Linked DNA regions of Homo sapiens: region 1 is linked to region 2. A link is a loop called in an ENCODE intact Hi-C map of the cell type or tissue named here. Cell type or tissue: ovary. All regions are shown on one strand. Each heading gives the region's core, and the rest is flanking DNA. Links, peaks and the distances in the headings are about the cores only. Region 1 has its middle 50 kb from the start of MACORIS. Region 2 has its middle 40 kb from the start of MACORIS.

Evidence for each region. Hi-C counts contacts between places; a loop is a spot of excess contacts. Peaks named below come from ENCODE experiments on the same cell type or tissue, not always from the same donor. Only the 100,000 strongest peaks of a DNase experiment are listed, where the experiment ranks them.
Region 1: it touches region 2 in a loop (6-fold over the local background); 3 of 110 quality-filtered maps call a loop at or near these places.

What each region holds. Positions count from the first base shown.
Region 1 is chr10:31,649,435-31,665,171 of GRCh38, reverse strand. No RefSeq gene overlaps it. Among named protein-coding and RNA genes, the nearest start is that of MACORIS, 50 kb to the left of the region's middle. In ovary, for the core only: no CTCF peak of the experiment used is centred there; no DNase peak of the experiment used is centred there; H3K27ac peaks cover 319 bases.
Region 2 is chr10:31,739,598-31,755,334 of GRCh38, reverse strand. No RefSeq gene overlaps it. Among named protein-coding and RNA genes, the nearest start is that of MACORIS, 40 kb to the right of the region's middle. In ovary, for the core only: no CTCF peak of the experiment used is centred there; DNase peaks (open chromatin) are centred at 3,768, 4,711 and 4,925; H3K27ac peaks cover 972 bases.

The DNA of each region.
Region 1 (15,737 bases), core at 3,461-11,460, 92 kb after region 2:
GAACAGGCTGTAGCTGCCCCTGTGAAGGGAGTTGTGGATGTGTAAAGAAATTTGTTATTGGGGAAAGCTTCCAACTATGATGGCACCTCCCTGGCACCGGCCACAGGATCTGCAACCTGTCTCCGAACAGTCACATACACTGGGGGGACACACAGACACAAAACAGCTGGGCGGTTGACTGACCTTTCCACTTTGCAGCCCAGTATTTTGGCGTCATGGAGATTAAGACTTGACTGATCTCACTGGAAAATTGTCTAAGCATTTGCTACACTCTGCTTTTGTAGACACCAGTCCCATTCCCAGGGGAAAAAAATCTACACCTGCTGAATCTTTTCAAAACCGGTAGATACAGGACATTTAGGACAAATTAGTGAAACATGCCAATATTTGCCCCTGCCCTGCTTCTGCTAGAATTTCAAAGATTTTGTTTGTCAGAAAAAGATATCTTTGTAATTTCTAGTAATAAAGACAAATTAACAACAACAAAAAAACTGCCCAAAAGAGTGAGAATAAGTTTTCTTGTTCTCTTTTCACATTTCTTTTTCGCTTTCACACAGTAAAATACAGCAAAATTCACTCCTTATGGCGTATGGGTTTTGACAAATGCAGAACATTTTTCTTTCTTTTTTTTTTTTTTCTGTTGCCCAGATTGGAGTGCAGTGGTGTGATCTCAGCTCACTGCAACCTCCGCCTCCCGGGCTCAAGTGATTCTCCTGCCTCAGCCTCCCAAGTAGCTGGGGTTACAGGCATGCGTCACCACACCCAGCTATTTTTAGTATTTTTAGTAGAGATAGGGTTTCGCCATTTTGGCCAGACTGGTCTTGAACTCCTGACCTCAGGTGATCCTCCCGCCTTGGCCTCCCAAAGTGCTGGGATTACAGACGTGAGCCACAGCGCCTGGGCCGCATAGCATTGTATTTCTATCACCACGATCATGCTCGGAAGAGTTCTATCATTTCTCAAATTCCACAATGCCGCCTGTTTGTGGTCAGACCTTCCATCCTTCCCCAGCCAGCAACCACTGATCTGTCCTCCATCTGTACAGTTTTGTCTTTTCCAGAATGTTAAATAAATGGAATCATTTTGTATGTAGACTTTTAGTTTATTAATTGTTAATTTATTAACTTATTTTTGCCAAACTTCCCACTGATATCATGTTACATGCAGAGAGAAGAATACCAGAAGAAATATTTGGGGCAGGGGGTATCTTAAAAGACAAGAAGGAGGAAGTGGGGAAGTTGCTGTGCTCAACTGCAAAATTATTTTCATTTGTGCAGAGAAGTTATCTCAGAGGTAGTCAGAACCAATGAAAAAGATTTATGCATTCAAACTTAGACTTTCTGTAATACTCTAAGGAAGAATTGATGAGCTTAGTCTTTGATTATCTTTAACCAGCCTTGGGATCTGACCCAGGGCTAGGTAATTAACAAGAGTAATTAGCTCCTGTTGCGGTTGTGGTGTATGCTTGTGGAGAAAAGTGCGCATTAACTCTGTGTGCCCCACAGCAGCCTCCCATATTATGTTCCCCATACCCCTGCTTTCCCTCCTTAGAATAATTGCCTCATGAACAATGGCTCGTGTCAGCTTCATCCTGCTTACTAGGGGAACATGATTTGCCACTACAAGTAAACCTGGTGGCAGGCAGGGCAGCTGGCTAGACTCATATTTAGGTCTTGAGATTGATATTAAGTTTAAAAAATTAAGTTAAAAAGTTAAGTTAGATTTGCTCTACTAGAGATTCTTGGAAGGCCCACTCTAAGTCAGGCTCCTGCTGGATCCATCCACACACTTATTTTTCAGATGAGGAAGGCTGTGACCCAAGGACTTCTATCCAGCCTCTCTGGCCCCACACTTTCCCCAATCTTTGCAGGCTCTGAACTGCCGCCTCCCTCAGGAGCCTTGATAGATCCTGAAAATGGCGGCCGTGGCCAGCTTCTATAAAGAGGAGATGGGTCACATACTCTGTGCAGGCTATGTGCTATGTTCTGTCAAAGTTAATCTGCCCGGGAAAACTCCTGAGAGCCTCCCAGTCACCCTACGAGGGACACAAAGGGTAGGGAAGCCAAGTCCCAAGAGCTCTTTGGGGCCTGTTTAAAATGGCCACTCCCCCAGCCTCTTCGTGGGCATCTGCAGCTGCTGTTTGCAAGGAAGTTTAGGGAAGATGGCTGAGCTCTTCACCGACCGTCCTAACAAATAAGCCATTGGCCTCAACTCAGACCCTTTAGAAGAGACCTCAGTGCCTCATAACTTGGAGCAGTGAGTGGACGCCCACCTGTGCCACTTGAAACGGGCTCTGTTGCAGCCGCAACAGGGTCTGAAACCCACATTGGTAGCGTCAAATGCAAGCAGTTATTTCATGAAGACTCCGTGTGTGTGTGTGTGTGTGTGTGTGTGTGTAGCACACCAGTGAAAAGTGGGAGGTAGAGAAGGTACAAGAAAAGGGAAAGACAGTCTAGGCTGTTGCTTGGAAGAGCTTGCTGGGAAACAAACCATCATCATCTCAAACAGCTTGGTGACATGGGTCCTGAAGATGTACACATCCCCACAGTCATATTCTTGTCGGAGTGGTGGAAATAACCTGGCAGGAGACTTTTTAAAAACCCAGGCTCTGGAGTCAGGGAAATATGCACTTGGTTTCCAGCTTTCACTTTCTGTCTTCGTGACCTACGGCAAGTTCCTTCACTTCTGCAGGCCCCTGTTTCCCTATCTGTTAAAATGGAGGATATTCTACCCTCAGAGGGTTGTTATGATAAATCAGATAATGCAGCTGAAGCAAATCAACTGAAGACTATTTGGCTCCAAAATCCACACGCCTAGGCACTGGGCATTACTTGTGTATGTGCAATGATCGTGTGTGAGCATGTACTTCTATTGCAGTGAGCTCAGGGGTGGGTGGATCATGAGGTCAGGAGTTCAAGACCAGCCTGGCCAACATGGTGAAACCCTGTCTCTACTAAAGATAAGAAAAATTAGCCAGGCATGGTGGTGCGCACCTGTATTCCCAGCTACTCAGGAGGCTGAGGCAGGAGAATTGTTTGAACCTGGGAGGCAGAGTTTGCATTGAACTGAGATGGTGCCATTGCACTCCAGCCTGGGCGACAGGGAGAGACTCCATCTAAGTAAATAAATAAAAATAAGAAATCCATTTAAGGTTAACTTTTTCGGTTTTGACAGTCTTACAATAGAGCTAATAGGCTGAATGGGGGCAGGTAAGGCCATTTAAGAACTGCTAATAAGTGCTAGCATCTTGGCTTTGCTGGGGATTCTATCTACTGGGGATGAAAGGTGATGTCTTGGAGTATTGTGATTAAGTGATTTCCACCAAACCTCAGGCAGCAAGTAGTGCACATAGAGTTATCCGGACTGAGTATAAAAGCCTGGTTATGGAGGGGTTATGTGTTCTGGTACCAGCCAGCTATTATCTAGTGGGTTTATTTATGGTTAAGTGAGAATAAGAACTGGAGAACCATCCTTTATGTGGTTGATATGAGCTTCTCAGACACTGGGCAACTCCTAGCCCTCTTGTACATTGCAATAAAGTGATATAGCAACAAACAACATACATGCCTACCCCCATTTTCCCCCTACCCTCCAAAACTCCTACAACTGTGGGCTTTCAATATTTGTTTACAGGAAATCTGAGAGATGCTCATTTCAAAAATAGCTTTAAAAAATTATCCAAGTAGGCCAGGCATGGTGGCTCACACCTGTAATCCCAGCACTTTGAGAGGCCAAGGTGGGCAGATCACCTGAGGTCAGGAGTTCGAGACCAGCCTGGCCAACATGGTGAAACCCCGTCTCTACTAAAAATACAAAAATTAGCCAGGTGTGGTGGCACACTCCTGCGGTCCCAGTTACTTAGGAGGCTGAGGCAGGAGAATTGCTTGAACCTGGGAGGTTGCAGTGAGCAGAGATCAAGCCACTGCACTCCAGCCTGGGCCACAGAGCAAGACTCCGTCTCAAGATAATAATAATAATAATAAAAATTAAATAAAAAAGAGAAAATGTGGTGAAGCAAAGAAAAGGAAATAAAATAGTCACCTACAAGCCCCCTCCTGCTGTCCTGCAAGATAACTGTTGTTAACATTTTGGTGTGTATCACTTCAGTATCTTTTAAATGTATGTACACACATACACACACAGACTATATGTGTATAGACGTATGCATATGTTTATTTATAGAAATGGGATTGCACTGCACAGTTATATAACCTGAATTTTTCACATACTATCTCATGAACATTTTCTAAGTTATTAAATCTTTGAGGCACTGTGTCTTTTTATAAAGGAACACTTGCTTCCACATTAGACATTTACAGCGCCTCAGCAGTGTGGCCCTCCAAAGAGGTCTGGCCCCTGTGTCTACCCCTTGGGTATATTGTGATTTCAGGAAGCTTGAATTGGCTACTGGAGCTCCACATGTAAGAAATCAGCTTTCAAAGGCACTAAATAGGAACCAGAGTTATTGTGGCTTCTTCATAAAAGTGAACTGGAATAACAAATGCTGTCTGACATCTCAACCAGCAGGGACGCTTTGCTGTGTGTGTACATTTGCAATCCAAATAAGGCATAAAAACATGCAAAGAGAACGGACAGCAGAGCCCGGGGGGCCTGGAAATGCTTCCTTGTCACTTCTTTGGCAAGGAGAATGATCTTCCACCATCATCTTACCTCCATCCTACCATAAACCTGCCACGGAGTTCCCTTAGAGGGCTGATAGCAACCAGACCTCCAGCCTGCGGATAAAAGACTTGTGCCCTCGTTTCACCAGCAACCTCGAGATCCCTCTGTTTTGAAGTGTATTCATGCTGGCTCAGATCAGTGAGCCTTGGTGTGCTGATTCAGACACAAACTAATCCTTGAGGCTTCAGTAAAAAGGGTTTTGATGGCATTTCAAAATAATGTTAATGGAATCAACCACAATTTATTAACCAAGGCTAGAGATTTCAAAAGTTGTTACTGATAAATAAGGCTGGATGACTTCTGAGATGTGGGGTGTCTGTCTGGTTCCTGGTGGGGGTTCCTCTACCTCTTGGTCCATCGCTTAACCCCAAACAGGGAATTCTTGTGCTCTGGCACCATCTCATTGTATGGCAGGACTCCTGGTGGCAGGTGAGTCTTAGGCTTAAAGGGGGAGAGTATATTTGGAAGCTTCGTGTACCCAAACCACAGGAAGGACAGTGGTGCAAGTGGGCCCCTGGTGGGCCTTGGGAACCATGGGGTGCTGCCACTCCCTCTCTTTCATCTGCTGCCTTCTGAAGGCCAGTTTCATTCCCTCCACAAGAGCATTTCTGGAATGTCTGTCAACGAGGGTTGCTGGAGGCATGCTGACCGGCCTGGCTGGATTCCCATGCCATTGTCGTTAGGTACCTTGATGGTGGCCCCTCCACTGCCTCATGGATGGAATGCAGGAGAGGTCCTTCAGCAGCCAGAGAGTGCATTTCTCAGAAGTGGGTACATAAAAACATAGATATACTCAACCCTTCCCATCCATTTTCATTTCTCAGTCCTTTCAGCCATCTTCATGCTGGGCTCTTCTCCGTCCCCCTCATCCTCTGAACATCTCTGCTCACTTGCTTTTATTCATGCTGGTTCCCAGGCATATGCTCCTTCTTCTCTGTTTATCTAAATCTGGCTCATTATCCAAGGGCCAAACCTCATCAGGGTTCTCCCCACTGCTCTAGCCTCCATTTGAAACTCGTTTCCCCACATCTGCGATTGTAGAACTGCCTTGTATTTTCTTCCGTCATGTGTCCTGAGTTAAGTCTTGTTTCTACATGCTTCCTTTCTCCCCTTCCTGGGAGGAGAGTTGATGCTAACCCATTTCAGTCTGGCTTCTACTTCTTTCTCTTAACCAAAATGCTTTTGGTAGACTCACTCATAGCATCCACACTACCCCATGGCCATTTCTTAGTTTTTATCTTACTAGACCTTCAGAGGTATTCGATACCACTGACCACTTTTACATCCTTAAACCCTCTCTTCTCTTGTATTTTGTGACACCAAGCTTTCCTTGTTTCTTCCCACCTTAGATACTCCTGCTCCGCCTTTTTTAAAAAAAAATAGATTCCTGGTCTTCTTTCTACCTGACCAGTCCGCCTGTCCTTTTTCTGTCTATAGTCTCTCCCTGGTTAATCTTCACCATTTCCATGGTTTTATATGTCAGTTAAATGCCATCAACTCCCACACTTATAACTTTTTCCAGCTCTTCTGAACTCCATGCATACATCTTACTGTCCCTCTGGCATCTCTACATGTATGTCTCATAGACATCTCTGAGTTAACATGCCCAAAAATGAACTAATTTTCCTTAGAAATGGAGTTCTTTCCTCCAGCCTTCCCCAAATGGCAGCTCTATATTCCCCATTGCTTTTGGCAGATCAACCCTGACAGTTTCTTCTCCCTCACTACTCAAGTTCCATTGATTACAGCTATAAAACATCTCATAGACATCGATTCCTCTCCGTCTCCACTGTCACCTCCTTATTCCACACTACCGTGTCCTCCACCTAGCCCAAACCCTAACGCCTTTCTCTTTTTCCACACCCACCCTTCTCCAACCCCTTTCCTGTTGGGCAGCCAGGGATCTTAGCATATCATCCCTCAGCTCCACACTCTAATGGTGGGTTATTGCACTTAGAAGAAAATCCAAATCCAAACTCTGTCCTACTCAGACATGATTGGACTCCTGACTCTTTCTCCAGCTGGCACTTCCAGACACACTGACAATCTTCATGCTCCTTAAGCCTGTCACACCCCTTCTGTCCACCCACAGTTCCTCTGTCTGGAACTTTCTTCTCCTCACTCTTTGCCTGTCTCCTTCAGGTTCCAGCTTCGGTCACTCCTAAGAGAGCCCTTCTCTAACTTCCCCAAACTAAGTTGAGATTATGTGTGATACTCGATCACAGCAATTGTACTTTTCTACATAAAATGTATTATAATTTTTATTTTTAATTTTTTAGTATTTTATAATTTTTTATATTACTTGTGTGATTATTTGTGTCCCACTAAACTGTCTGCTCCACAAGGACAGGTACTGTATCTGGTACTTCCCTGTCTCCCTAGGAACATGGTGTGTGCTCAGTAAAAAATTATTGACTGAGGGAATGAATGCATAAACTAGATTTTAATATCCCCAAAGGACAGAGTGATTTTTTATTCTTTTCACCCTCAGCCAGGAGCTTAATAAATACTTGTTGACCTCAATACTGTATTGTGAAAAAATAAAAATAACAACAAGAAAGAGAATTACAGCATTATAAATCAACGTGGCAGAATGAAAGTTATGTACTCTAATATAATAAGTCTCAGCAAATAAGGGACAGAATTACACCCAGAGGACCCCTGCATTTGTGAAATAGCAATGTGCTTAATAATGCAAGTTTATTATATTTTGAAGCAACAGATGAATTGGACACACACATCTGGATATTTGGCACCATGTAGACAAAAACAACTGGATTATGGGCCAAATATTTCAATTTAACTAATGTGTTTTGGAGCTGTATAAACAGTCACAGATTACTCTGAAATTATACTTCTTGGGATGTGGCCACATGAATAAGTGCAGAAGGGGATTTCTAGTTCCAGAAAGATAATGGACTAAGAAACTTGAAATCATTCCTGCCACAGATATGCGGAAATTCGGGATACATGTAACCCTTTAAAAATTGCATAGCAGAGATTCTGAGCCTTGGAAATGAGGAGGAGTTGAAAAATCAGAGCAATATGTCTGTGACTTGACCTGGGAATTTATTTTTGTTCCCAATAAACCTAGGGGCTTGGGTTTTGACACCCATATAAGGACAGGAGATAAAGTCTTGTAATCCTGAGAAGTATAAGTCAGGGACTTTGGAAGAGTTGAACCCCAGTGGGAAGAGAAATTGGAAGAAATCTGTCTATTGGCACAGGAAGAAGACAAGGAAGCTGTCCCAGCTTGAGGTTAGGAAAACAATCTCTTTAGAGAAAATTAAGCCCTGGGCTTGCCCTTAGGTTTTGGGTCCAAAATATGCCTTTAATCCATTCAGAAAGCATTCAAATATCTACATGGCTCAGGAAACGTGTAGCAGAGAAATAAACATAATCTGTTCCAAAGTGGATGTCCCTGGAATGCCTGAAATCCCAAATCACCCTGAAGTGACATTCTAACAACATAGGCTCACTGTATTTTCTCAGAAAATAACCCCCATTAAAGATGACCTCATGATTTTTAAAAAAAGAAATATGTAATGGAATAATTCACTGTGATGAAGAATCAGCAGACACAACAACAGTTAAGGTTCAAGTCCCCTGAACTTGAGGTAACAGAATGACCATCAGAGAGGGGAAAAGTATGCTAAGAATGCCTAAAAATATAATAGAAGGAGTCAAATACTGGAGGAAAGATCAAGACACTAAAAATAAAGAAAGGAAGGTAGAAAAACTAGCTAAATAGACCTTATAGATATGACAAATACACTCAGTGAATGAAAAACTCAATGGATAGGTTCTGCAGCCCCTTAGCATAATTAAAGAGACAATCACTGAACTGAAGATTAGAGGATTTTACCCAGAATCCAGCATAGAGAGACCAGATGGAAACTGTGAGACAGAGTTTAAGGTGAGGAAAAATCCAAGATTTTACAAATCTAACAAGATTTCCAGAAGGAGATGATAGAGAAAGGATTAGAGAAGATATTTGAAGGAAAATGGGTGATAACTCTGAGCTGATTAAAGACATGAACCTTCAAATGAAAGAATCCCAGGGCATCTCAAGCTGGATGAGTATTAAAAAAAGACGCCTAGAGAATTCCTAGTGAAACTATTAAACATTAAATAAAAAGAGAAATTCTGCAAAGGAAAGAGGGAAAAGATATCATACACAAAATAGCAAAGATTAGAATGACAGCAAATTTGTTAACACCAACATTGAAGATCAGAGGACAATATAATATCTTCTTAGAGTTACACTATTAATCAAGAGTGAGGGAAAAAAACAAAGGGAGTTTTAGTTAACAAATACTTGGAGAATTTGCTGTTCACAGACCTTCATTTAAAGAATTAAAAAAAAATGTATCTAAGAAGGAAACAATTCAGATGAAAGGAAATAGGATACAAGAAGCAAAGTTGACAAAATAAATCTGGAAACTGAGATTTGATTGAAGTTGCCTTGCATTCATAGAGAAATTCAGGGAAAATTGACATTTAAACAACATTGAGTCTTCTGATCCATGAACATGTTATATCTCTCAATGTATTAGGTCATCTCTAATTTGGCAATGTCTGGCATTTTTGGTGCACAAGTCTTGCAAATATTTTGTTAAATGTATCCCTAAGTACTTCATACATTTTATTCCATTATCAATGATATTGTTATTAAATTTCCATTTCCAACTGTTAGTTCCTATATTTTGTATGTTGGCTTTCAATTCTGACACTTTGCTAAAATTATTTCTAGCAACTTTTTAGTAGATTCTTTAGTTTTTTCTCCATAGATGATCATATTGTCTATTTTATTATTTTTTATTGTTTAATTGTTTGGCTATGTATTCCTACATAATATTGCACAGAAGTAGTAAAAGTGAACATTCTTGTCTTGTTACCAGTCTTAGAGGTAAAGCATTCAGTGTTTCATAATTAAATGTGATATTAGTTGCAGATTTTTATAGATCCCTTTTATCAGGTGATGAAGTTTGTGCAAAATGAGTATTGTTTCTTCCTTAAAAATGCGGTAGCATTCACCAGTGAAGTCCTCTGAGTTGAAGTTTTCTTTGTGAGAAAGTAACTACAAATTCATTTAAAAACAAATGAATATGAAGGCTATTCTAGTGATCTTTGCTTTTCAATGAGGTTTTGCAATTTGTGTATTTCAAGGAATTTGTCTATTTCATCTAAGTTGTCTAATACACTGGCACAAATTGGTTTTAATATTCTTTTATTATCCTATTAATACTGCTGGATCTGAAGTGATGATTCCTCATTCATTAATAACATTGGTAATGTGTCCTTTTTTTTTAAATCAGGTTAGCAAAATGCTTACCAATTTTATCAATCTTTTCAAATAACAAACTTTTGGCTGCATTGAGTTTCTTTGTTTTTTTTTTTTGAGACGGAGTCTCACTCTGTCACCCAGGCTGGAGTGCAATGGCGCGATCTCGGCTCACTGCAACCTCTGCCTCCTGGGTTCAAGTGATTCTCCTGCCTCAGCCTCCCAAGCAGCTGGGATTACAGGTGCCCGCCACCACGCCTAGCTAATTTTTGTATTTTTAGTAGAGACGGGGTTTCACCACGTTAGCCAGGCTGGTCTCGAACTGTTGACCTCGTGATCCACCTGCCTCAGCCTCCCAAAGTGCTGGGATTACAGGCGTGAGTCACCATGCCCAGCCTTGAGTTTATTCTTAAATTTCCTTTTTATTTCAATCTTACTATTTCCTAACTTTTACTTATTTTAGATTTAATTTGTTCTTGTTTTTGCATTCTTAAGGTGAATGCCTAGTTAATTGATTTGAGATCTTTCTTCTTCTTAATATAATCATTCAATACTATAAACTTTCCTCTAAGCCCTTCTTTGGCCATATCCCACAGATTTTGCTATGTTGTGCTTTGGTTTACATTTAGGTCAAATATTTTTTCTTTGACCTAAAGAAGTGTACTCTTTAAATTCTGAATATCTGGGCATTTTACAGATATGTTTTTGTTATTGATTTCTAGTTGTGGAGAATTACATTATGCTCAGATAATGATAATGTATTTTGTATAATTTTAATCCTTCTAAATGTATTGGGATTTGTTTTATGGCCCAGAATTAGCTTTATCTTCATGAATAATCTATGTGCCTTTTAAATGAATGTGTAATCCTATTGTTGGGTGACTGTTCTCTAAATGTTGATTAATCAAATTGATTGATACTGTTGTCAAGTATTCTAGATCATTACTAACTTTTATTTGTTCCAATAATTACTGAGAAAGGAGTGTTGAAATTTCCAATTAATAGTTGTGAAATTGTTTATTTTCCCTTTCACTTCTACTAGCTTTTGCTTCATGTATTTTGAAGCCCTGCTAATGGGTGCAATCACATTTAGTTTTTAACATTCTCGTCAATGACTTTACCCCTTTATTGTTAGAAATGTCCTTCTTTATCTCATATGACCTGATAATATTTTTTCCTCTGAAATCTACTTTTTTGTTTGACAGTAACATAGTCACTCCAGCTTACTTTTGATTATTATCTGCATGGAATATCTTTTCCATCCTCTTAACTTACCTGCATCTTTGGACATGAAGTGCATTTGGGTTTCTTGTGGAAAGGATGTAGTTGCATCTTGCTTTATTTTTCAATATGAAAGTATCTGCCTTTGAAAGGCAGTATTTAGACTATATACATTTGGCATACGTTAATATGTCACTGGATTTACACATATCATCTTGCCATCTATTTTCTGTTTGTTTCATCTGTTCTGCTCCTTTTTTCTCTTTATCTGACTTCTTTTGGATTGAGTATTTTTAGTGATTCCATATTATCTCCACAATTGGCTTATTATGTATGCCTCTTTGCCATTTTTTCAGTGGTTGATCTACACTTTACAATGTATATCATTAACTTATAACTGTCTAAGTTCAAATAATATTAAATCATTTCTTGCGCAGTGTAAAAAATTTAAGACAGTGCATTTCCCTTTACTTTCCCATCCTTTATGCTGTTGTTGTCATAAATTGTCCTACATGTTATAAACTACATAATACATTGTTATTACTTTTACTTTAATCAATCAATTATCAGTTTAAAAAATGGAAAATATGGGAAAAAGTATCTTCTGTATTTTACCCATCAGAGGCTGTTTCACTCCTTTATATTTCTAAATTGCCATCTGGTATCATTTTCTTTCTGCCTGAAGAAGTTCCTTTATACTCTCTGTAATGCAGATGTGCTGACAATAAATTCTTTAGTTTTTGTTTGTATCAAATGAGAATTAAACAAAAAATGAAAGTGATAAAAGTAAATCCCAATACTTTACTAATTGTAATACATTTTAATATATTTTGCCACCAGCTACAATGCAGAGGCTTAGACTGGATTCTTTAAAAAAAAATTGGTTATATGCTGTTTACAGAAATTTATTGAAAATATAATGACACAGAAAAGCTCATAGTAAAAGCAAATACTAATTGAACTGCTACAGCTATATTAATAGCAGATAAAATACATTTTAAGGCAAAAAAGCACTGTCAGGAATAAAGAAGTTTGTTATGTAATGGTCAAAGGAAAATTCAACACAAGACATAACAAGTCTGAGCTTTTAATTACTAATAATTTAGCCTAAAATCATAAGAAATACAAAAGAAATAGAATAAGATAAGAATAAAACCTAAAATGATTGGAAAAGAAAAAATTCTAGTCATATTTCAAGATAATATGTTTATCTGCTGATAAAATAATAGGTAAATGAGTGAAACTACAGATAAACTAGTAGGAGAATTCAGCAACATTGCTAAATATAAGGCCAATGTAAAAAAAATAGTTCTTCGATATGCCAGCAAAAAACTATTAATAAAAACAGTTACAAACACCATTTTCTGTAGTTACAAAAAATTGCAGTAGGATGTAATGTGTCAAAAAATGTGCTAGGTCTTCATTAAAAAATATGGAATGTATCAAAGGTTATTAAACAAGACCCAGATCAATGAAAAAATATGTTCATGATGGAAAGGCTCAATATATAGCTAACAGTTCTGTTAAATTAATTTATAAATGCAATGCAATACAATTCCTGACTGGGAATTTTCCAAATTGATCCTAGAATTATTACGGTAGAGTAGAAAAGGCAAGCATAGCCAAGGCAGATTTGTGAAAGACTAGTAATGGAGGGAGGGGGTTGTACCAGACACCAAGACTTATTACAAACCTATGATGATAAGGATGGTGGAACTAGTGATAGACAGATAAACAGACCAATGGGCCCCATATCTGAAAATCTGCCATTGGACAGAGGTCTCATTACATTAACAGAGAATCCATGAACAGAGGTCTCATTACATTAACAGAGAATCAATAAACAATGCTGGGACAACTGGCTATCTACAGATGAAAAGAAAAATAGTTTTAAAAATCTTACTTCATTCACAAATATTGAATTCTGGATAAATTACAGACTTGTATGGAAACAGAAAAACTTTTAGAAAAAAATACAGCAGGATGCCTCTATGGCGTTGGGGTTGGAAATCAGTTCTTAGGAAATAAAAACTATAAGTAACAATAGACAGACTTGATAATTTTGATGGCATTGGTGTTAATCTACATCACAAGAGACGCCATAGACAAAGTAAAAAGACAAGCTACAGAGGTGGGGAATACATCTGCAGTTCCCGTAAATGAAAAAGGACTAATCCACACTATGTAAAAGAATTATAGAAGTGAATAAAATTAAGACAAACAATCCCATAGAAAAAGGAGCAAAGGATGTGAACAGATAATTCCAGAGAGGAAAACTACGGGGTCCACATGGAGATGCTTGGTCATGCTAGTAGTCAGGGAAGTAAAAATTTAAAAAGCAACAAATAATCACTTATGCCTTTCAAAAAGGCAAGACTCAGAAATCCGAAAAGAACTGGCAAGTACACAGGGAAATAGGAATTCCAATACACTCCTGGTGGGAGTATATATTGGTACAATGGTGTAGGGAGGTGGTGTGAAAGTGACTGAAGATGTGCATATGGTATGATTCGGTCATTCCCAACGGAGCAGTGAGCAAGGACACTTTTGTTTGGAGCAAAAGTAATGGCGGTTTTTGCCATTAAAAGTAATGGTAAGAACCACAATTACTTTTGCACCAACCTAATACATTGCAGCCAGCCCTCTGTGCCATAGTCGTCACCTCCCCAGAGATCATACCATGCATCGGATAACCTGAAGCAACGTGGTCTGTCTCCAATGCCAACCGCACGCTCCGCTTACATGCACACACTCCCTATGCTCTTTTCTTCCTTAAATGATCTCCTTAGCATTTACCACTGCTATAGTATGTTTTTCATCCATACTATATTTCATTTGTACCATAGCATATATTTTACTTATCTTTTTTATTGTCTGTCTCATGAGGGGTTTTGTCTCTGTCTTTTTTTTTTCCTCAATGCCACTTCCCCTGTACCTAAAACACTGCTAGCCCATCATAGGCACCCTATAACTATTTGTGGCAAAAATAAATAAATGGAATCTCAAAAACATGATACGGAGTAAAAAAAGCAAGATGTAAAAGGATATGGATTCCATTCATGTCAGTGTTAAAGCACATCACAGCACATAGATTATGGAAAGATAATAAATATGTAGTAAAAACATGCATGTTGGCTTCAAGAAAGCAGTGATTTCTGGGGAAAGAGAATGGGGGATGTTTGGGGGCAGGGTTTTAGTTGCATCTATTACATTTTATTTCTTAGATTTGTCAACCCGATGGACATCTGGCAAAATGTTAACATCGATTATTTTGAGTGTTTGAAATATTTCATAATTTTAGAAAAGTTGCAGATAAATAAATAAAGAGGAAAAATATTGTAAGGTTATCTCCTTGTATTAAGGCTATTCCTCCAGTTCTGACCCAAAGGCCACCTTGGGCATTCAGAATTCTTCACCTTAACCCTATTCTCCTGAAGGTCACTTATTCCACCCTAGGCAATTGTGCACAGGTGTTTCTGGTTCTATTTTTGTTGAGAAATCTAATTCTGCTGTGTTTTATTCAATCAGGGTTCCTATTTTCCTGTGGGGATTAGGTATCAACTACTGGAAATGAACCCTTCCCCACAATCAGCCACAGCATCACATCCACTAAACAGCAGGAAGAGCAGACATGGGCATTTCGTTTATCAGACGATGGGTGAACACCAGGCAGAACACACTCCGAGCGAGGCTGCAGCAGACACAGACATGTATTAACACAGATAAGTTTTTATTGAATTAAGAGGGAGCACTTAGAAGGAAGACCCTAGAGAGTAAAAGGATTAAGTCATTCTGAAACATTTTTCTCCTGTCAAGGGAGCAAATGGAATATCAGCGTGACCGCCGGATTCTGACTCACCAGAGCCACGTGGAATGGCAGCCTCCCAAGGGGAAGGAGAAGCATTCACTGGCAGTTCCCAAGAAAAGCCTCTACCAACAGGAGTTGTCTACACAATATGTTCATGAACAGAATATCCAGAGAATATATTGCTTTGATAACAAGGGAAGGTGACATGCAAGATACCAAGATGCTTTTTTATTATTTAAAATACTGTTCTCCTAAGCGGTGTTGCTGGGCTTTCCTTCCTTGATACATTGCACTTTCTTTTTCTTTTTTTCTTTCGAGACAGAGTCTCACTCTGTCACCCAGGCTGGAGTGCAATGGAGCGATCTTGGCTCACTGCAACCTCTGCCTGCTGGGTTCAAGCAATTCTCCTGCCTCAGCCGACCAAGTAGCTGGAATTACAGGCGCCCGCCACCAAGCCCAGCTAATTTTTTGTGTTATTACTAGAGGCGGGGTTTCGCCATCTTGGCCAGGCTGGTCTCAAACTCCTGACCTCAGGTGATCCACCCACCTTGGCCTCCCAAAGTGCTGGGATTACAGGCACAAGCCACCGTGCCCAGCTGGCTCTGTCTTTTTTATGTAAAGAAAAAATTTATTTATAACTGCTAGGCTTGGAGAACAGGAGAGATTCAAAGGATAAACTCCCAATATTACTTTGACCCAAAGCCTGAAAGCTGCTGTTAATTTTCAAAAATTCTTTGAACA
Region 2 (15,737 bases), core at 1,636-9,635:
GGAGTGTCATCTGAGAGCTGCCAGGAGAGACCCAAGGGGCCATTGGCAGAGCCAGACCCTCTCCTGCTGGCCCGGCTCAGAGAGACAGCGAGGCCAGAAGCCCATGGGGTGGGGCAGGAAGGACACCTGACCAGGCCACAAAGCAAACGGCACAAATTCCCGGGATGCCAGCCCAGCAGGAGAGTCCCTGGTGCTCTTCCAGCTCTCCACAGCAGTTTGAAAAGCCCAGGCTTCTCATTTCCAGATTAGGGGCTGCTGGGACCTTGAGAGAGACAGACCTGGGGGGAGTCCAGACTCTGCCTTTACTGTCTGTGTGATTTCGAGCAGGTCTCTCTCCTATAAAATGTGAAACATGCAGTCAAATGTGACCGGGTGACTGTGAGGATTCAGTGAGATAATGCACAGTGAGGCTTGGCATGCAGATGCACAGTCAGCCCTGACACACTCTTATTTTCTTTGCTGTCAGGGTCATATTCGGGAACAGGAATGGGGTTTAATAGGGCTCTTGAGAAAGCAAGAATGAAACAGGAAATCTGGAAACCTGGGCCCAGGCTCCAGCGCTGGCTGATTAAGGGTCTGGGCAAGGTTATCCCATGTCTCACCCCTGTGGTCTCCATACAGGTAAACAGAGGGGCTTGAATTCCATGACCCCTAAAGTGCCTTCTGGCTCCAATATTCTGTGATTCGTGACTCTGAGCAAACATCATTTTTTTACTGGACTCCATTAAATGGAGGAACCAGGGCTGGCTCAAGCCTGTAATCCCAGACCAGCCTGGCCAACATGGCGAAACCCCGTCTCTACTAAAAATACAAAAATTAGCTGGGCGTGGTGGCGGATGTCTGTAATCCCAGCTATTTGGGAGGCTAAAGCAGGAGAATCGCTTGAACCCAGGAGGCGGAGTTTGCAATGAGCTAAGATTGCACCACTGCATTCCAGCCTGGGCAACAGAGCAAGACTCTGTCTCAAAAAAAAAAAAAAAAAAAAAAAAAGAGGAACCAGGAGGCCAGGGCCTATCAGACTTCACAAAGGAGATTCTCTCAGAGGTTTTCTGCATAGACTTGGTGGGTGCTTGTGAGTTAAGTAGGGATGTCCTCACACAGTGGCAAGCTGGTCAGTGATTCTGAAACCCAGCTGTGCCCCATGTCCCCAGGGGATCCAAGCACAGATTCTCAGACCACCTCATGCCTATTGGTTTAGAATCTCTAAGGGTGTGCTCAGGAGTCAGTATTTTTGTTGTTGTTTTAGAGACAGTGTCTTTCTCTGTCACCCAGGCTAGAGTGCAGTGCATAATCATGGTTCACTGCAGCCTTGAACTTCTGGGCTGAAGTGATCTTTCTGCCTCCGCCTTCCAAGTAGCTAGGACTACAGACACTGGCTACCATGCCAAGCTAATGTGTTTTTAGTTTTTGTAGAGATGAAATCTCACTATGTTTCTCAGGCTGGTCTGAAACTGGCCTCAGGCGATCCTCCTGCCTGGGCCTCCCAAAGCGCTGGGACTACAGGCGAGATCCACTGCACCTGGCTAGGAGTTAGCATTGTTATCAATCTCCCAGGTGATACCGTCAGCTGTAAGGATGTGCTTTTGGGACTCTCCAATAGCGCAGGTTCCACATGGACAGGGAGGATGCTCTGCTCTCCTGAGTGTCTTAGTAGCGTGGTAGAAATCACCCCTCAAAGGGGACATCTTTGAGTGAAAGCGTCCTCAGCTGCCATGCTCTGCCCTGTCAGGCGTGAGAGCGCTGTGAAGCAGGCATTGGGAATTTGCTTCTCAGGGGCTAGGGAAGTGGCACCTTGAAGGCCTGCAACACCCGATTGGGCCAAAGGAGGAGTAGAAAGAATGGGAGGGCCTGTATAGCAAAGCCCCACAGACAGAAATGTGTGTCCTCACAGTTCTAGAGGCTGGAAGTCCAAGATCAAGGCAGGCAGGGTTAGTTTCTCCCGAGGCCTCTCTCCGTGGCTCGTAGATGGCTGTCTTCATCTGATGTTTTCATGTGGTCTTCCATCTCTGTGTGTCTGTCCCTTAATCTGTTCTTCTAAGGATACCAGTCTTATTGCATTAGGGCCACCCTGGTGACCTCATTTAACCTTCCTTACCTCTTTAATGGCTCTGTCTCCCAACACAGTCACATCCTGAGGTCCTAGAGGTCAGGACTTCAACACATGAATTTTGGGGGGACCCAATGCAGCTCCTAGCAGGGGCACACAGGGCAGAGTGGAGAAGGGGAAGGGACGTGAGGCTGAAGGGAGAGGTGGGACAATGTCACACCTGCTCCTTCTGCTCCACGCTTTTCCCAGGCCGGCCTGGCCTCTCCGCTCTGCACCAGCCTCTGAGGAATCACCACCACCACCGCACTTGGGAGATGGAATGCGATTTTCCAAAGCCCTTTCCTAGTTCTTACTTTACTTATTCTTTACAACCATCCTATAAGACAGGCCAGCAGGGCAGGGGAGGGATCTAGTGTTATTTTGTGGAAAAACAAGAGTGTAAAGAAGTGAGCAGCACATCTGAGAACACCATGGTTGGCACCAGGTTTCATGACCCCCAGAATGGTGTTCTTTCCGTGGCCACACTGAGCACCTGCTACACATAAGATGTGCTTTTCCTTGGCTTCCAGCAACTGGGGGTGCAGTGTCCCAGGAGGGCTAAGAGGTCCAAGTGAGAGCTGCCGAGGGAGTGACAAGGGGTGAGGCAAAGAGATTCCATTGCTTTTTAAAAAAATTATCTCTCGCATTCTATCCTGAAATGGAACTCCTAGGAGACTAAAGCCCATTTTGTGTATTTAGCTAAGTGTTTCTCCTTTTTCTCCCTATTAAAAGCATGGGGCTTGCCTAAGTCATTAAAAATACATGTTCCATTTGCTTTGATGCAGAGGGTGAGAAGATGGAAGAGCCAAGGGGACCAGGCTAGTCATGTCTGGCTGCGCCCCTGGAGCCCCAGAGGCTGATGGCTGAGCTGATAATTAGCAGAAGATCTGGAGGATCCCATTCACTCCACACACACTTAACAAGTGCTCACTATCCTAGCCCCCAAACAAGATATAGCTCTGCTGCCACTTCCTGGAACCTGAGGGGGAGACAGTCAAATAAATGGATGATGACATGATGGTGTAGAAAGGCAAGAAGTGGAGAGATATACATTGAGGCCTTCAATAATGGCCCAATAAAGGGGCCAGGAGACAGGGAGGAGAGGAGGGAGTCGAGGTCTAAGGAAAGAGTGGGGCTGGAGATTAATGGTTGCACCTAGCTAGGTCACACCTCTGTGTGTGTGTGTGTGTGTGTGTGTGTGTGTGCGTGCACAAACATGCATGAGCACACATGAGCATGCACGAGCATGCACTAGCTCTTGTGACGCACAGCACCTGTCCGGGTCCGCATTCTCTGTGTTCCTTGGAGCCCGAGCCATGCAGGTGGAAGCTCTGTGAGATTCACAGAATTTGCAGCCAGGGCTGGCAGTTCTCAGGGGCCTGAATGCTGCAAGTGGCTGATGACCAGTGGGAGAAGATGCGAGGGAGAGAGGCTGCCGCCCTGAGGGAAGGCTGATCGGTGACCACCTATAAGACAAGCTCAACTGCCTAGGAGTTCTCCTGGTGAGTCTCTAGATCTCAGGAAGGGTGGGAAGGAAGGTTAAAGCCTAATCTGCAAAAAACCAGAAACGGGAAGCAAGTGGGCAGACAGTGAGTACAAACCGCAGGAAGACAGCCCATGCTGCTGACAGTGGGGAGGATGTAAGTCAGGGCCAATGACCCTCTTGTCACCCTGTGATTGTACTCTGACTTGGGGACTTCCCAAAGGAGCATCCTTGGACTGCTTAGGCCAGCAGTACGTTCTTATAGACATGACGCGGCTCCACTAGTCACCAGGGATAAAGTCCCCTCCATTACTGGGCCTAGAGGTCACTTTTGGTGCTGCCTGTCCCCCTGCCCAGCTTCCCTAAGATCACTGCTTTCATATCCTGGACACAATCAGCAGCGTTCCTGGAGAAAAGAAAATCCCAGATTGCCTGAGAGTCATGGGTGACATAAATGTTTGGACCCCCTCAGTCAGCTTATAAACTGTTCTGCAAGGCCAAGAGCCAGAACTGCTAGTTTATTTTTAAATCCTTATGCTAATCATGGGGTGATGACAGTTTCTTTTTTTCTTTTCATTCTAGAGACAAGATGTTGCTGTGCCATCCAGGCTGGAGTGCAGTGGTGCAATCACTGCTCACTGCAGTCTGGAACTCTTGGGCTCAACGGATCCTCCCACCTCAGCCTCCTGAGCTGGGACTACAGGTGTGCACCACCACATCTGGCTAATGTGTTTTTTGTTTTTTTTGTGTGTTTTTTTTTAATAGAGATAGAGTCTCCCTACGTTGTCCAGGCTGGTCTCTAGCTCCTGGCCTCGAGTGATCCTCCCACCTTAGCCTCCCAAAGTGCTGGGATTACAGGCATGAGCCACTGCACCCGCACCTGGCCTTACAGTTTCTTTCTTTCTTTCTTCTAACCAGGCTCCCAGAAATAGCGTTGGATCCTTGAGACAGCCCATCACCCTAACACCAATTTCCTTAGCTCATAGGATTGAAAGGAGCAATGGCCCAGAGAAGAGAAAAGCAGATGGGGCGGAAGGGCTGCTTCTACAGGAGCCGCCCGGGAGGCTCCAGGCTCATAATTTAGTGAGAAGGCGAGTCCCCTTGCTCATCAGTACCTCCCTCCCCGAGGCGGGCACTGGGCCTACAGAGCTTCAACCTTTCCATCCTCCCAGCATTGGATGGGGGCGTCAGAGGAGGCTGGAGAAGCAGGGAGGTGTCCTCCCCTGAGCTGGCCGGGGCCCAGCGGCTGCCCAGGGCCGGGGGTCCACATGTCAGGGAAGGGCCTGTAGGCCCGGAGTGGGGTTCAGTGGGGGAGCCTGGACTGGCTGCAGGGGCGGCAGTGCAAGCCTGGCTGGCGGCCAGCAGACAGCTTTGTTTTTCCGTGGCAGTTTGCTTGTGATACTTCTTTCCTGAGACGCCAGCTGACAGGGGGAGGGGAGAGGAGACAGGCGTTAAAAGGGACAGGCTATGGCCACCTCTGAGAGTGGGAGCCAGTGCTTGGCAAAGCTGCAGGGTAGGGGCTGTCCTGCCACCCCCGCTCTGTCTCTTCTTGCATCCGCCCTTCAGATCTCGTGGCCAGGGCAGCAGATGTCTTGCTGGAGTCTCCATTGAGACTCCCCTCCCCAGACCGGCCTCCCCTCTCCCCTGAAGCCCAGCCGGGCTGAGAGGTGGCCTGCCAGCTGTTAGGCTCCCGCGGGCACTGGCCCGGCCCTGCTGTGTGTGTGCCAGGCGCCAGGTGCCAGGCAGGGGGTGCCGGCCGTGGAGCTTGTGGTGGAGGGGCTGGGTGTGCAGGGCTGGGTGCCAGGGGTGTTAGGGAAAAGGGGCTGCTCAAGGAGCTGCAGGTTTTTGGGACAAAGAGCAGAAGCCGCTTCTAGATTCAGGTCTGGAGTGTCCAGATTTCCTATTGACAGCTCAAAAATGAACAAAACATCAGGCTGATGGGATAGAGTCTTGCCCTGAACCTGGGATTCACATAAATCAGTTTTCCCTTGGAAAAATGGTCTCCCACTGTGGTCTCTTTTCCAGGCATCACAGACTTTCCCAGGGCAAGGGGACGTCAGCAGAGGAGCATAAATGCCAGGAGACATTTCTCAGACTATTCTGGCAAAACCTCCCCTGAAGCGAGCCCCGACTTCTGCTGGGAGCCCTAGGAGAGGTGATGGGTTCAGCTAAATAAGTGGCCAGGACCTTCCCCAGCTTCGGGCCTTATCTGGGACTGCCCACCGCCCTTGGACCCGCCTCAGAAGCCATTCAGACACCTTCACCGCAGTGGGGAGAGCAGCTGCTGGCTATGAGGTCACCATGGTGACTGTTGACAGCCGGCATCCTCAGGCCTGGCCTGGCACGGCCCCGGGGAGCAGAGGGGCTGTAGGCCACAGCCCGCCCACCTGCTGCCTCGGGGCAGCCTGTGAGCATCGATCTCCCCCTGGCAGTACCAGTTCAAAAGCAGGGCTCCAAGCGGAGGCAAATGCTGTCAAAGTGCCCCTCCAGGAGAGCTCTAAGGCATTACAGACTTAAACTATTGTCATTATAAATAAAATCGAACTCATTACTCATGAGATAATAAAAATTATGATGTTAGAAAAATCCTGGCCTAGTCAAAATATCCTAATTCTCCACCTGAATGTCCCCAGAACTTGTGACTCACACCTTTATCCAGTCTTTCTGATATCTTGCTGAAATCTGTTTTAAGATTATTTACTTCTATTTCTCTGAGGTGCAGGATGACCAATAACCTTGCTTCTCAAAAATCTTCAGCTATTTTAAGGCGAATTAAGCCTTCTCTTCTTTAAGCTACAGCAACTTCAATTACTTTAGCTAGTGCTTTTGTTTTTTTTCTTCTGAGACAGAGTTTTACTCTTTGTTGCCCAGGCTGGAGTGCAGTGGTGTGATCTCCACTCACTGCAACCTCTGCCTCTCGGGTTCAAGCAATTCACCTGTCTCAGCCTCCCGAGTAGCTGGAATTACAGGCGCACGCCACCACGCCCGGCTAATTTTTGTATTTTTAGTAGAGATGGGGTTTTACCATGTTGGCCAGGCTGGTCTCAAACTCCTGACCTCAGGTGATCCGCCTGTCTTGGCCTCCCAAAGTGCTGGGATTACAGGCACGAGCCACCATGCCCGGCCTAGCTAGTGCTTTTTAATGACCAAACATCTTTTTATTTTATGTTTTAATGACCGTGGTATATCTGCTCAATACATTAATTTCAATCGACTTATTCTGCTCTTAGAAGTCCACTTGCCAATAAAGACAAGGGAAAAGGAAAAAAGAATTTGAGGAAAGCATAGGAAAGTTATATGACCATTTATCAAGATGAGAGGACCAGCAGCCAATTTTTAAAAAAATGTGTTACTTTTAATGGTTTTTTTTTTAGAGCAATTTTTTATCTCTTTTAATCATCTCTATTGCCCATCTCTGAATCCCTTCCAGTTTTCAATGTTTTTAAGAACGATGTGGCTGGGCACAGTGGCTCACGCCTGTAAACCCAGTGCTTTGGGAGGCCAAGGCAGGTGGATCACCTGAGATCGGGAGTTCGAGACCAGCCTGACCAACATGGAGAAATCCCGTCTCTACTAAAAATACCAAATTAGCCGGGCATGGTGGTGCATGCCTGTAGTCCCAGCTACTTGGGAGGCTGAGGCAGGAGAATTGCTTGAACCTGGGATGCAGAGGTTGCAGTGAGCCGGGATCGCGCCAGCCTGGGCAACAAAAGCGAAACTCCGTTTCAAAAAAAAAAAAAAAAAAAAGGGATGTTAAGCAAAACGACCCATTATTCTAATCAGGGTTTGAGTTGCTACATTGTATCAGAGAAGAACTACTTTCCAATCTCTGTAAGTCACACAAGTATACTTTGTTATAGTCCAGTTATCAGCTCACTTTGTTTCTTTGCTTCTAACAACACTAACTTGATATTTCATATTGAGGTTGTGGTCAGCCAGGGCCCCTGAATTTTTGTTTTTGTTTTCTGTTTTCTATGCCAGTGCCTGACTATCAAGTATCTTGATATTAGTATGGGCTCCCTGCCATTTCATTTAGAACTTTGTAATTGAGGCATAATAAACATGTATATAAGATAACACGTAATTATACAACTTGATACGTTTTCACAAGAAGAAAATGTCTGTGTAACCACCATTCAGATTAAGCAACTTTATATTATCAACAGCCCAGAAGCCCCTCTGCTGTCCTCCTTTACCATCCTTGCCCCACCCTGAGGAGGTTAACCACTATCCCGATTGCTAACACCATAGATTAATTTTGCATATTTTTCTTCTTTAAAATAATTCAATCACATAGTGTGTACTATTTAGTGTCTGGTTCATTCACATTGCCATTCATTTCTACTTTCTTTTCTTATACTTAGCCTTTTCATAAGCAGGCCTAGAAGGATCTAGGGGTCTGAGAACCAAGGTGTTTCAACTCCAGACCCATCTGTTTTGACTATGGCTAAGTAGCACAGTACCTATGACATGCCAGATCTCTGAATTAGAATTTTACTTGAACCATTTACTGGTTATGTTGTTCCTTTCACCCTTTGAAATCAACTACCTCCATCCTAGGTCAATTCATATTCTTATATCAGGGTAACCTTAGAAGAGTGTGTGTGTGTGTGTGTGTGTGTGTGTGTGTGTGTGTCACTGCTTTAGCCCCATGGGAAATTATTTCTGCTATTATGAGGGAAATGATTGTTGAGAGTTGTGGTTATGTTAGGGAAGTCTTTATTTCAGGTGTTCAATTCAGCATTTAATTCCTAGTTGTCGTTGCTGCCAATACGTTATAGGAGTGGCAGGTCTCAGAGGCAGGGGAATTATGTGTGTGCAATGCCTCAGAGCAGTGTTTCCTGACCTTTTCCGTAAGTGCCACGGTAAAACATGATCATATTTATATGGCAAACTGGCATAAGTGGAAGAGATATTTTTGTAGTAGTAGCTGATAACACATAAGACAATGTTCTACAGCTACTCAAATCTTTATATTTATGTATTTACTTATAGATAAATATTATATGTAACATAATAGAAGTATATTATATGTAACATATATATGTATATTATATATACATATACATATAATATTATATGTAACATAATAGAAGTGTATTCAAATATATTTGCAAATATAGTTAACAGATATTTGTATTTAAGGAATGCAAGCTTTTTCTTTTCTTTGTGTCATATGCAATGTTGGACTTTTGTGTGCATGCCTACATGAATAGAATTTCAAATCCAAACTAATTTATTTTGCATCAATTATTTCAGAATAAAGAAGTTCTCGTTTTCAGAATACACACACATTGTTAGAGCGGTGCTTCAGCAACTATCTTGGATGTCACCAAAGGGGCACATCACTCAAAATCACAACAGAAATCTCCCATCTGTGTGAAGACAGAGGTAGAGCTGGGCCTGCCAGAAGCCCCTGCCTGCTCCTGACTGGTCTTTGGGCTGTGGGCCATGCTCCCTGGGCACGTGGAACACAAGGTCCTCTAGCTGCTTGTGGGCTTCTTGTCCATGTACAGCAGCTGCAGACTTTGTGGCTGGCTGCTGAAGCCCATGGCCAGGTGGCGGAGGCAGAGCAACAGGTGGGGGCGGCTGCACATGGTGCGTGCCGCCTGCAGGACCCTGGACCATGCCTGCAGACCCCATGCTCCCTGGCTGCCCTCCCAGGAGCATTAAGTGAGGCTCCCCCAGCTGCTCGAGGCCCTGCTCAGCTGCCCTGAAGGATGAGGGGATCATCTTGCATGGCATGCCTGCAACTCATTTGCAGCTTTCTAGTTTGCTCACCATTCAAAACTTTGCTCCTAAGATGCTTTAGTGACTGAGACCAAATGCTCTAGAACCTTCCATGAAGCAAGCTCATATGTGCGCCAGTTGAGACTAGGAGAGCTTTGTTGGATGACTTCCTGATTATCTAGTCAGAAGGCTGATGAAAAGGTGTCTGTATGAGTGTGGGGCTAAAGACATTTACACAGGATGCAGAAAGGTGACTCAGAGATCCAGGAAATATGAATCAGGCCTGCTGAGAACCCGTGAGGATTGGCAGTAGTCTGAGAGAAGAGTTTCATTCTAAATTCAGCTGGACCACGTCAGGCTGTATCAGAGAGGTTTGTCATAGGCAATTCAAATACAGCAACTGAGAAGAGTTTTTAAAACATTTAATTCTGTTTTTTAGAGACAAGGTCTTGCTCTGTTGCTCAGGCTGGAGTGCAGTGGTGTGATCATAGCTCATTGCACCCCTCAAACTCCTGGACTCAAGAGATCCTCCTGCCTCAGCCTCCCAAGTAGCTGGGACTCCAGGTGTGTACCACCATGCCCAGCTAATTTTTAAGTTTTTTGGTAGAGAAGGGGTCTTGCTGCATTGCCCAGGCTGGTCTTGAACTCCTTACCTCAAGTGATCCATCTAGCTCGGCCTCCCAAAGTGCTGGGATTACAGGCATGAACCACCATGCCTGGCCCAGCAGAGTTTAATAAAGAAATTATTGACAAGAGTTTACAGAGTTAAGAAAAGTCAAAAATAGTTAAGGAAACACCACAGGAGGAGGGAGCCATTATTCCCTCTAGGCTTGAAGAGAAGGAGCAAGGGGAGGGAGCAGGTATCAGAACCTGGGGAAAGAAACCCTGTGAGGTGGGAGCTGTAATCTTTGGTACAGTGTTGAGGCCACTGGCAACCTCCAATCCAGTGGGAAGGAGCAGGTGGAAAAAATGCTACAACTCACTCTCCTCCTGCCTCCAGTCTCCTGCCAGTGCCTTCCTCTGGCTAAACCCACGTAGCTGCTGAAGACCATGGCACCCATTGGTGCAGTCCACAAAGGCCTGCCTGTGGGACATAGAGTAGAGAGTGGAAAAAAGAGACACCCTGCACTTCACCATCCACAGAATGATGGCAGGTCGCTAACATCATGCTCTCATCTCAAATCTAAAGTGTTAGCCATGATGCTCTTCATGGGAGGTTTTGGGGTGAAAGTGAAGAAAGAACATCAAGTAATTAACATAGAAGCTGCTACATGCTATACCTGCTTCTGAGGCCCAAGTTAGTAATAGTGGCTTCGTCCCCTTACTGCCTATTACCTATTTTCCTATTCTCTGATAGTGCCTCAACCGAGCTGGGTTCGTTATCTTTATTCCTTCACGATCAGCATCCTTGGTGGTCCTGTTGTTATTGGGTTGCCTCGATTTTCCACTGAACAGTGAATTAAGAGAATACTAAGCACTGGCCTGTAAATTCCTGGACTCTGCATAAAGTCTTCCCTGCCCTCATTGTATAGTGAGTGGCAAGCAAATTCCTCCTTTGTAATCATATCAGATACCTTGGCCAGCAGTGCGAGCCCCATTTCTGCCTGTTGGATCAGTAGAAAGAGAGCCTGAAATGGTTAGAAGGCAGTCTCAGCTTCCCATTTAACAGAACCTTGGTTGTGTTCCCTTGTTCTTCCCTTGTGCACAAAGACCTGCAAACCCACTGAGCTCAAGTTTGCAAGGATCAGAAGCAAACACCTCCTAAGAGGATGCAACAGGTTTGGTGTAGTGGCTTATGCCTGTAATCCCAGCACTTTGGGAGGCTGAGGCAGGAGAATCACTTGATGCCAGGAGTTTGAGACCAGCCAGGGCAATGTGGCAAGACCTCCCATCTCTACAAAACATACAGAAAATTAGTCGGGTGTGGTGGTGTGTGCCTATAGTCCCAGGTACCTGGGAGGCTGAGGTGGGAGGATCACCTGGGCCTGGGAAGTTGAGGTTGCAGTGAGCTGTGATCGTGCCACTGCACCACTGCATTCCAGTCTGGGTGACACAGTGAGACTCTGTCTCAAAAAATAAAAAATAAAAATAAACCCTGTGCTGCACCTTTTTTTTTAATCTTAAGATGAGTTTTCTGATCACAGGCAATGTGATCTATAGTGATGAATAGGGCATTCTATAGGGACAGTGTTGGTAGAGTGTTATGAACAGGGAAACCAAAAACATGTAGAATATAGATCTATTCATATAAGGACCCATCACTGCCATACCATGTTGGATGGGATTTACTATTAGCAATCTGCCACCAGATTGATGGTGACTTCAGCTCAGCGAATAATACAGACCAACCCTGACTTAGGATGGTTCAACTTACTGACTTTTACAATGGTGCAAAAGTGACACACATTCAGTAGGATCTGTACTTCAATTTTTGAATTTTGATCTTTTCCTGGGCTAGCAATATGTGGTACAATACTCTCTTGTGATGTTGGGCAGAGGCAGCAGCAGCAGCTCCTGGTCAGCCAGGTGATCACAAGGGTCAACAACCAACACTCTACAGTGCCCTGTGTGGCCAGATGACTTTGCCCAATGACAAGCCAATGTAAGTGTTCTGAGCATGGTTAAGGTGGGCTAGCCTATACTATGATGTTTGGTAGGTTAGGTGTATTAAACACATTTTCAACTTAAGATATTTTCAACTTGCAATGGGCATATGGGGACACAACCAGGTCGTATGTCTAGGAGCATTGATGCCATATGGGGAACTCAGCACTGACTTCTGTTATTGGCTGCACATTGTTAAGACAATCACAGTCTTCATCCCAGAGAAGAGGTGGAACAAGCCACCTCGTACATGGTCTCAATGATTAAGTCCAGGGATGCCCTCTGGTAGGCACTCATGTAGGACACAAATGTCTTCACAATCTGTGTCTAGATAGTGAAGTCTACCCAGACACCCTTCCCCAGAACTCCTTGTCACCAATATTCCAGTCTTGTTCTTCAGTCCTTGACCAGTTGGCCATCCCATTAGCGTCTGCTCATGATTCTGTGTAAATCTGTACTCCAGACCATTTCTCATTCCATTTGAAGTGAATAATCTGATATCCTTCCCAGAATGCTGCCTACTGGGATGATTTTCCTTCACTACTCGCTTTCACAGCCACAGCTGAATAGGAATACAGTGACACTGGCCATCTGCTCCTGGCTGATGCTGTGTGTCTTTAAACTGGGCCTGGGGTTTCTCTTCATTAATTAGTCATAGGGGATTCCTACAAAGCCGAAAATATAAGTTGTGAGAGAGGCAAGTAGGTAATAGGGGCAGGTTCCAAGAGTCTGAGCTATCTGCTTGAATTAGGTTTTCCAAGAAATGAAAGCAACAGGACATGCATATATACAGAAGGATCTATTGTAAGGAATTGGCTCACTCAATTGTGAAGGCTTGGTGAGTCCAAAATGTGATGGTGGTAGGTCAGCGGACTCAGGAAAAGGTTGCAGTTTGAGTCCAAAGACAGTCTGCTGGTGAATCCCCACTTGCTTGGGAAAGGTCAGCCTTTTGTTCTATTCAGGCCTTCAACTGCTTGGATGAGGCCCACCCACATTATAGAGGGCAATCTGCTTTACTAAATCAATGGATTCAAACTTAATTCTCATCCAAAAACACCCTCACATAAACATCTGGAATAATATTTGACTAAATATCTAGGCACTGTGGCCCAGTCAAGTTGACATATAAAATTAGTCAGCATACTGCTTATGCAATTTATTTGGGGCTGATTTTGTAGGTGAGATAATACTCAGGTCATGATGGGTGGCCCTGGTCACATAGTCGCTTGCTGTCCTGTGACCAGGGAGGAATTCACTGTCTGCCAGAGCCTAGTGGCAAGCAAGAAGCTGCTTTGCAAATATCAGCAAAAGAGGCCTTACACCCATAGCCTTGGGATCTGCATGTTTATTTTGCTAGAGTCCTCCAGGGGATACTGATTATATTTTATATAGGTGTATTAGTCAGTTCTTACACTGCTGTAGAGACATATCTGAGACTGGGTAATTTATGAGGAAAAGAGGTTTAATTGACTCACAGTTCTACGAGCTGTATAAGAAGCATGGTTGGGGAAGCCTCAGGAAACTTACAATCATGGCAGAAGGGTGAAGGGGAAGAAAGCACCTTCTTCACATGGTGGCAGGCAAGAGAAAGAGCCCAGGGAAAAGTGCTACATACTTTAAATCAACCAGATATCATGAAAGCTCACTCACTATCATGAGAACAGCAAGGGGAAAATCCATCCCTATGATCTAATCACCTCCCAGCAGGTCCCTCCCACAACACTGAGAATTATAAATTGACATGAGATTTGGGTGGGGACACACAGCCAAACCATATCAATAGGCTGCATAAAAATGCTTCCTCTACCACTGGGTCTGCTTATTCATAGACATCAAGAGGCAGAGAAGCTTGCACCATAACCAGAGAATATTTTGGTCTCATGTCCCTCATAACTGGCAGCTTAAATGCTCAGAGATGCATACCCAAGAATGGCATATGTTATCTCTAAAACCCACAGGTCTACCAAAAGTTGTATCTTTTTTTTTTGTGGTAGGAAGAATAAGATGTAACAATTTGTCACTCACTCTTAACATCTGCCAGGCTCCAGAATCCCTAGTAACTTCACAATATGGAAACCCCTACACTTTAATGGGATTTATCTCCCATCTCCTGCATGCATGTATCTTACTAGGCCATCTAAAATACTTGCCACTTCTTGTTCACCAGGTCCAATTAACACAATGTCACCAGTGAAATAGTGATGTTCTGTAAGAGATCAAGATTTCAAGTTCTTGTGGACTATATCACAATAGAAAGCAGATCATTGATACAGCCCTGATATAAAGCCTAGGGTGAATGTGTACTCTTGTCCTTGCCATGTGAAGACAACCAGCTTCACTGGTGGAATTGGAAAAAAATCATTTTCTAGGACTATAGCTGTGTCCCAGGTGCCAGGGGCATTTTTGATTTGCTGTAGTAAAAATACTCATTTGAAACTGCAATTACAATTGGCATCACCAATGTGACTAAATTTTCTATAATCTACAGTAATTCTCTATGATCTAGCTGGCTTTTGTGCCAGCCAAACATATGAGTTAAATATTAATGTGGTAAGAATCACCACTCCTGCATCTTTTAAGCATTTGATGACTGCATTAATCTTTGTAATTCCACCATGGTTATGATATTTCTTTGGATTTACTGTCTTTGCAGTGTGGGAGGGGACAGTTCCACTTGGAAGTGAGCAGCTCCTACGTGGCCCCTCCTACCATTCCAGATAAAATTGTGCTTAATATATCTATTACTATCACACATTCTGGGCCTAGAAACATAGCTGCAGTGTACATCCTCAGTCCTATTGGACCCATTTTAAGACAGACTTGGGCCACTATTCCATTTATCACCTGGTCTCCATGAGCTCACTGTGACTTGTGGACTACAGTGGCAATTTGAGACTCTGGTGGTTAGCATGAGTTCAGAAACAGCGTATAATAGTCCCTGGAAGGTCTAGATATTTCCCCTTCTCACTCTGCTGAATGACCTCCAGTCTCTCTGGAGGATTGGAGAAAGATTCACAGTATATACCTACGGCCACATTGCAGGGCACTTGTCCAAAGACACTGTTCCTCTCTCTCCCAAAGTCAAGAGATTCTGGATCTCTGGGTTTTGGGGTCTGAACACTGGGTAAATTCCCACTATGATTCTGCCCACCAGACTCAGAATTTTTCTGCTAACATACGTCAAGCAGCACCCTAATGGTCTACATATGTATTGCAATCCTAGGGACCCCATGATTAGTTAGCCAGTGCCCCAGATCCCTATAGGATAAAATGCTCCAATTACCACATCAGTTCTGCAGCTCATTAGGGTAATTGTGTCCCATGTGCCTATGAGACATCTGGCCTCTACTACTCTGGGATTCCATTTTTTTTCCCATTATAATCAAGAAACCTAATTCCATTGCAGCCTCTCCCAGTGTCATTTCCTGCTTACAGAAAACAGCCAAGAAGTGCTTTTCCAGGATGCCTGTGAACATTTCACTAATGGAATTCTTATGGCCTTTGAAGGGAGTGTCCTCTGGCCCTCCTGGGGAGTGTGGTTAAGGCGTAGTTAAGAATGCTGCACAGAATAGATCCTCTCCAACATTCCCAACTTCCTAAGCCTTCAGTTTCCTTTTCTTCAGAATGCTAGAAAAGTCCTCATTAACTGCCAGCCACTGTTGAATGAGACTTCTGCTAGCCAACATAGCTATGAAGGCCACTTCCAGGTGCTCAAGCCAGCACAGTAAATCTTGAGTCTTGAGCGAATCCACCCATATCATTACATTCTCCTTGATCAAGTTTTGCATTTCATCCTTCTCCATGTAATACCCTTAGGACCCCCTTCCATACATG